3 separate regions of the Homo sapiens genome follow, and regions 2 and 3 are each linked to region 1. Evidence: chromatin loops called from intact Hi-C (ENCODE). Cell type or tissue: heart right ventricle. All regions are shown on one strand.

Region 1 (2,500 bases):
CATGAACAAAGTAAAAGTCTTTGTCTTTTGGCAAAAGTCTAGTAAATTATGAGTCCACTAATAATAGTTTTATTCAGGGAAAAGGAAAGCGTGATAATGAGAGAACTGACTCTGACAAAAACTGATTTTAAGTTCTAATCTATTATTCAATTGAATTTATATAAGAATGCAAAATATGAGTATCTTATTTTTTATGGTTACATAAAGGATTTTTTTTCTTTTTCAAGTGATATGTTGTGGTATATATGACATCTAAAGGAGTTTTCTTGAATTCTCTATCCACAGTACCATGTTTCTGGAAGAATAATTTTATCTTTGTAGCCGCTTTGGATCATTTCAATTTGATTTCAATATAATTTTTGCTTACAGACTGGGGATAAGGATAAGACATGTTATAGAATACTATTTTGTAGACCAATTAACTGTTTCTACTCTAGAAGGGGATCATCTGTTTTAAGTGAACAAAAAAGAATTTCCATCCAATAGTTAAAAAGTTTTTTTATTCTTTGGGGTCTGAGGAGAGAAAATTTTAAATAGACTACTTTAGCTTTTTTTCACCTCTGGAAATAGAGGAAGTTGTCTTTTATAAACCTCTGGCTGGCTAGGTTAAACATGTAAGGCCTAGAAGAAGATGGTTTCTGCTATAGCCTTGCTTAGGGTGGGAAAAGGATTTTGAGCAGTGGATCTGTCACTGTCTGTAAGAAGGGATGAAGGAGAATACCATCTGCTTGGACTTTTTGACAGAAAGCCAAGGATAAGTAAATGTTGCAGATCTGAGGTCCTATCTTCTGATGGACTCACAGAAGCTAGTGGGGATAGTGGGCCTGGAATTCCAACCTCAAGGCCCAGGACTCTGCTGCATTTTGCAGCTGGAGTGGGAGTTGGCAGAACTCAATTTCTTTGCTGAGAGCAAGTAGCAGTTCAGACAAGAAAAAGGACCTGGATTTCCTCAAGTCTGTAGCAGAGTCAGCTTTTTCTGGATTAAATTGATCCCCTTTCTCCCCATTCCCTACCTCCACATGGCCTTCAGACAGGCATGGTTGCTGACCTTCCTTACCCTCCTCAACCCCTCTACCCTGTGGACCTAGGGTCACTTGGGTATTATATTATACATAAACCTAATAGACAGCCAGCACAGGAGCCTGCACCAATTTAGAGCTCACAGTCATAGCATGACCATATGTCCCAGTTTGCCTGGGACAGTCACCATCTACACCTGTCGTTCTGGCATCGTTATTAATAGCTCTCCTTTTCACTCTCATCGGTGTCCAGGTTTAGACAATAAATTATATGGTTACTCTAACTTTTCATCTGAGACAAGGCACATTCTTTGGTTTATACTGACACCTGTAGGCATACAAAATGGCTTGGGAGAAATGGAAAAGTGGAAGGCTCTCCCTTTCCTCAGTCTCTGGGATTGCCTCCAGACTCTGCTGAGAACCCCAATTATTTGGTGTGATTCTAGAAAGGGGCAATGGAGGGGGAAGATTTCTCCTTGAGGCTGCTACACACTCTGCCACCATAAATGTCCAGGGTTCTACAAACACTTAATACTCCAGAAAGGATGTTTTGACCACTCCTGTTGGTGACAGGAGTCACCATCAGTTTCAGGTCAAACTATGAGACCCCATGGCTGCGTGAGCTTTGTAGATGTTCTCTGGATGGGAGATACAGCCATGCATGGCCCGCCCTTGGGGATCAGCAGTTGTCTGCAAAATGCAGGAAAAGCATCATGTGGACGACATAGGACTACGAGCCAGGGGATTTTCACAGCTGGAGAGGCTTACAAGGAGGCTCGAGCTGGTCAGTTTCAAGGTTTCTGGGCCTGCGTGTTGGAAATTAGGTCACCCTTAGTCTGCCTTGACAAAGAAGACACAGGACATTGGAGGGTGATGTGAGATGCAGTACACGAGGGTCTTACCCTCTCATCTCCCCCGGGTTCCATCACGACACCTGGACTCCAATCTGAACATCAGAAACAATACAAAGCACTTTTAAAAAATTAAATTCAGAGGTCGGGACAGCTTGGGCAGGACTAATTTGTGTGCTTGGCTGTCACAGTGATGGATTTGAGACAGATTAACCCTTGGGCTCCTGGGCCCAGCAGCCTGGGATTGGGTGGGGGGGTGCATTTTCCCTGCATGAAATTACCTTTGTGTAGGGCCCTCTGTCCCAGCAGATGCTGCTCCCTTCTGTTCCCTCACACCCCTGGGCCAACTGTTGTAAACCCCAGAAGAGTGAAAAGAAGCAATTGCCAAGATAAGAAAGCAGGCTTGCAACTGTGTTTGTCCTACTCCGAGTCATTCGGGGTAGGAAAGGGAAACACAGGATGTCTGACTTCCAGGTATTCTTGTAGGTTTTTACGGGGGCTTTTGTTTTTGTCTTTTCTTATTCTTATATTTTTTTAAGACAGCCCTGTGTGGTGAAGTCTCTAGTAAGATAGAAACCTAGGGCTTCACCAGTTCCCTCTGAAAAGGGTTTGAACTGGATTCTCTCAGAC
Region 2 (2,500 bases), 99 kb before region 1:
ATAGTACATTCAATAATGTGCTTTAGTAAATTTGTACATTATTATCATTTAATGAATACCTGAAATTTCGGGGCTTAATTGTATGAATTTCAGATGATTCTGTTTCACATATAAAAGAAAATAATAAATTATAGCAAATTATGTATTGTTTTTATAGAACCATTAATTTAGTGGTTATATTAAGTTTACTTATTACAAACACTTAATATGACAGATGCCTTCAATAAAGTTTTTACAATATGTGCATTTACATTATAAAATGGTATGCAAAATATGCATGGGCTGATTTTACCTGCTGACTTCCTTTAATTTTGAATTATCCCCAGATGTTTTCAGAAATTTGAAATTGTTAGTGTTTTAAGATTAATGAAACCATTTCCTTGAGCTGATTCACAGTCTATATGATGAGCAGAGTAGAATTACTGCTGTTTATTAAACAGAATTCAGAGCGAATCTCCATCTCTCTCCCCTGCCAAGCATCTACCAGAAGCCATTTAGAGAAAAAGAATATTTGCCCATTTGATTTTAGGCTAATGCAAATGAGTGGGAATTCTGACACATGCAAACGTGTTCAGAAGAGGCAAAGAAGTACTTTAAACACACACACACACAAATTATTATTGTCTCTTAGGTTTGGATATTGATGGGATATACAGAGTAAGTGGCAACCTCGCAGTGATCCAGAAACTAAGGTTTGCAGTCAATCATGGTAAGATTATATTTACTGTTGTTATTCAGATGCATCACTCATAACTTTTTGAACTGGCTTAAAGTAATTTTTTAAAATGTCCAATTCCTGCTGTTTTTCAGATGAGAAATTGGACTTGAATGACAGTAAATGGGAAGATATTCATGTCATTACTGGAGCCCTCAAAATGTTTTTTCGAGAATTACCAGAACCTCTTTTTACATTTAATCATTTTAATGATTTTGTTAATGCAATTAGTAAGTATGTAATTCTACTCAGTTTTTTCTAGATATTGAAAATTCTTTGCACAGATTAAGCCACCCAATTTTTTTTATCTTACTTTAAGCAAGTATTTTCAACAGATTGTTTTACTCCAAACATTTTAAATGTGACCACCAGATGTCACTGTGTATTACCAAATATCAGCTTCCAAACTGTGACATTGCTTTCAGTTTCATAAGAATTTGCTGTAAAATATCTGGTTATTATCTTTTTTCAGAGCAAGAACCAAGACAGCGAGTCGCTGCTGTTAAGGACCTAATCAGACAGTTGCCAAAGCCAAACCAAGACACAATGCAGATTCTTTTCCGACATCTCAGAAGGTAGGAGGACTGCCCAGTCATGGGATGTGGTATAGCACAAGGGGAAGCGGGAAGGCCTGTGGGGCCAGGGTCACTCAGACTCAGATTTGGATCCCAGCTATGCTACTTGCTGTCTTTGTAACTTGAAAAAGTTACTCAACTCCTTTTAGTATCAGTCTGTCATGGGTAAATGATTTGCTATGAAGAATACAGTAAAGTAGGTATTATATGTGAAGTATTTATGTAATGCTTAGCACATAGTAGGTGTTCAGAAATTGTTGCTAAGGTTAATATGAAGATGAGATTGGATATTAATTGAGGTGTATTAAGTTACCGTCATGGTTCTAGGTTACTACATAGCCACTTTAATAACCAAGTTCTTTCATCTGATAGAAAGTACACTAGAATACTAAAACAAAAAATCCCAGCTAGAGAGAGTTTTTTTTTTTTAAAGAAATTACATAAAATGAGTAAAATGGAAAGTTTAATCTCCACACCCTAATGAGATTTTTTTCCCATCAACTTAATGGAGCAGTCACTGTTACCTGAATTGTAACTCATACTTAAATGTTCTATTTTAAAAACTAAGCTAAAATATCACACATTTTAAGTTTGTTAGAGTATGCTTAATTGTATCTTTCAGCTGTGTTTATCAAAAAGAAAGCTTCACATGGCATTTAGACAGAATTCTACTTGGTTAAATAGTTTATGCATCACCTTAGGAAAATAAGTATTACTTCTCTTTTTAAAATGCAAACTGTTAGGTTTATAATACCATTTGAAGAATTTTCCCTCTCTCTTATTTTCTCTTTTAACAACTTCTTTTTTTCCCTTCAGAGTTATAGAAAATGGAGAGAAAAATCGAATGACCTATCAGAGTATAGCAATTGTTTTTGGTCCCACTCTATTAAAACCAGAAAAAGAGACTGGTAATATAGCAGTTCATACTGTGTACCAGAATCAGATTGTAGAATTAATTCTTCTGGAACTGAGTTCCATCTTCGGACGTTGATTCTTACTGAAGACAACCTGTGGAATAGAAGCTGGATTCCATCAGATTTCAAATGTTTATACACAATGTATTTTATTTTTTGGACCAAGCAGTGACTCTTTGATTTTGCACTTTTTTTTTGAGGGATCAGAAGGGAAGGGGAGAGTCGAGATGTGTGTTAGGCCCTCATATTTGCTGCTTTGTTGCAAGTTGATATAACTGCGTGTAATTATGAATTCA
Region 3 (2,500 bases), 61 kb before region 1:
ATGGAGTGGAGGGGCTCAGGACCTGCAGGCTGAGCAGCACCAGGGAGAATACAAAGTCTGGGGTCTTGCTCTGTCGCCCAGGCTGGAGTGCAGTGGTGGAATCATAGCTCACTGCAGCCTCAAACTCCTGGCCTCAAGCAGTCCTCTTGCCTCAGTCCTCCCGAGTAGCTGGGACTACAGGTGCATGCCACCATGCCTGGCTAATGGCCTCCGGCCAATGGCTTCACGTTGCCCAGATGCTAGATGAGTCTATTTCTATTTAGCATGTGATTCTCCCCGCCTGACATGAGAACCCAAACCCCACCCTCTGGTATGTGAGGAGGACAGGACACAAAGTCTTGTGAGGTTCTCTTGGAGGTCATTGCTTAAGCCCAGGCTGTCAGAAAGTCTGCTCTGGGACAAAGTTGGAGGCTGGGAAATGTGCCTTCTGGCTTGGACTTTCTTATCCCCTCCCTGGCTTCTGGTGCCCAGCCAGTTTCCAGACAGCCTACAGCCCACCTGGACTGCTCTCAGGGAGCTGAGGCCTGACTCAGCCTCTTGTTCATTGCTCCCCTATCTGGACACAGTCATCTCTGCTGGCGCATTCACGCCGAGGGCCAGATGTGTTCTCTCGCTCTTCCGGGATGAAGTGTGTACCCTGACTTAGTCCATTTCATGTTGTTATAAAGGAATCCCAGAGACTGTGTAAGTTATGAAGGAAAAAGGCATAATTGGCTCACAGTGTAGATATCTGGAAAAGTTCAAGACTGGGCATCTGACGAGGGCCTCAGGCTGCTCCACTCACGGCAGAAAGTGAAGGGGAGCTGTTGCATGCAGAGATTGCATAGTGGGAGAAACCAGGGAGGCCAGGCTCTTTTAACAATCCACTCCCCAGGAACTACGGTGAGAACTCACTCACCCCCAAGGGGAGTGCACTCATCTATTTGAGGATCCACCCCGATGGCCCCAACACTTTCCACCAGTCCCCACCTCCACCATTGGGGATTGCATTTCAACATGAAGTTTGGAGGGGACAAACATTACAACCTTAGCAACCCCACACCCACTTAACCCAAAGGGGTGCTAAATTAGCACAGGTGATGACAGGCATGAAGTATTGTTAGATAAACATTTTGATTTGCCTCCTGTCATTTATATGAATAAATGTCACGTGCATGTACATGTGTGCGCACCCTACACTTTTTAGATAAAATAGCATTTCCTATATATCCTGGTTTCGAACCTGACTTTTTCCGTTTAATATATTGTAAATGTTTTCCCATGTGCTTATAGTCTTCCATAACACAATTTTAAATGACTCTAAAGGATTGCCTTGTGACCCTCAAAGTGAGGCACATGCCAGACAATCCACTGGGTGAGGGAAGGAAATATTACAACTTCCTTTCATCTTTATTTTTATCTAAAAACAAGGCAGAAATGAAGCTTTATTACTTTCTAATACCCGGCCTCCGTTCTGGTCGGCCTGCACATGTGGTGCCTGTGTGGTCCTGCAGGGGGCAGAGGGTTGACAGTGGCACCTGCACATTTCTGTTTGTTCTGCATATTGCAATTTACTGCAGCTTCTAAGTGTTTGGTTAAAGAGATTATATTAACTAATAACCTTCACAAAATAGACAGGTGGCTTAATTTCTAGCTAAGAAAATGCAGACTGTAGGCTGCAAAACGTGAGAGGTTGGGAGTGGGGTGAGGGTTGAAAAATTACCTATTGGGTACAATGTTCACTATTCAGGTGATGGGTTCACTAAAAGCCCAGACTCCACCACTACGCAATATATGCATGGAAGAAATCTACATTTTCATTTTGGGAGGTTGAGGCAGGTGGATCACTTGAGGTCAGGAGTTCCCGACTAGCCTGGTCAACATAGTGAAACCCTGTCTATACTAAAAATACAAAAATCAGCCAGGTGTGGTGGCACACACCTGTAATACCAGCTACTCGGGAGTCTGAGGCAGGAGAATCACTTAACCTGGGAGGAAGAGGTTTCAGTGAGCTGAGATTGCGCCACTGCACTCCAACCTGAGTGACAGAGTGAGACTCTGTCTCGAAAAAAAGAAAAAGAAATCTGCACTTGTATTGCCTAAATATATAAAAATAAAAAACTGCAGAGCACGAAAAGAGAACGAGAAAATGGCTGAGTGGATTCTTTTTCAGATTCCATTGTGAACTCATCATCATTCTTGTTAGATGAGAAAACAACAGTATAATCAGATTTGAAAAGGAGTCAGCCAGAAATATATTAACATTTGAGAAGATTATGTGAATCATAGGTATACAGTCATTTCATTCATGATGGCCTTACCCTAAGTGCATATTGTACCTTGAGGTATAAGCTAATGAGAGTATCGCCATAGGCAAGACAGTTAAACAATTAACAATGAAAATATAAAGACAAATCTCAACATCCTTTCACTGATGTTGAAAGTCATGCAATCTTTCAGCCCCTAAACATTTTTACTAAACTATTGATAATAAATGTTTAGAAGCTTAAAGGTCACATCA

Evidence for each region. Hi-C counts contacts between places; a loop is a spot of excess contacts. Peaks named below come from ENCODE experiments on the same cell type or tissue, not always from the same donor. Only the 100,000 strongest peaks of a DNase experiment are listed, where the experiment ranks them.
Region 2: a loop joins it to region 1, with 6 times the contacts of the local background. A loop is called at or near these places in 28 of 110 quality-filtered maps.
Region 3: a loop joins it to region 1, with 6 times the contacts of the local background. A loop is called at or near these places in 52 of 110 quality-filtered maps.

What each region holds. Positions count from the first base shown.
Region 1 is chr10:31,707,989-31,710,488 of GRCh38, reverse strand. No RefSeq gene overlaps it. Among named protein-coding and RNA genes, the nearest start is that of MACORIS, 1.8 kb to the right of the region's middle. In heart right ventricle, a CTCF peak has its summit at 1,349; DNase peaks (open chromatin) are centred at 1,768 and 2,108; H3K4me3 peaks cover 483 bases; H3K27ac peaks cover 2,316 bases.
Region 2 is chr10:31,807,439-31,809,938 of GRCh38, reverse strand. It overlaps ARHGAP12 (Rho GTPase activating protein 12), which reads left to right. Exons shown (of 20, transcript NM_018287.7): 17 at 632-709; 18 at 811-945; 19 at 1,188-1,290; 20 at 2,107-2,500. The coding sequence ends at 2,281. Among named protein-coding and RNA genes, the nearest start is that of MACORIS, 100 kb to the right of the region's middle. In heart right ventricle, a CTCF peak has its summit at 1,091 (motif pointing right); a DNase peak (open chromatin) is centred at 1,304; H3K4me3 peaks cover 1,474 bases; H3K27ac peaks cover 2,041 bases.
Region 3 is chr10:31,769,488-31,771,987 of GRCh38, reverse strand. No RefSeq gene overlaps it. Among named protein-coding and RNA genes, the nearest start is that of MACORIS, 63 kb to the right of the region's middle. In heart right ventricle, CTCF peaks have their summits at 1,287 and 1,487 (motif pointing right); DNase peaks (open chromatin) are centred at 464 and 1,477; H3K27ac peaks cover 1,256 bases.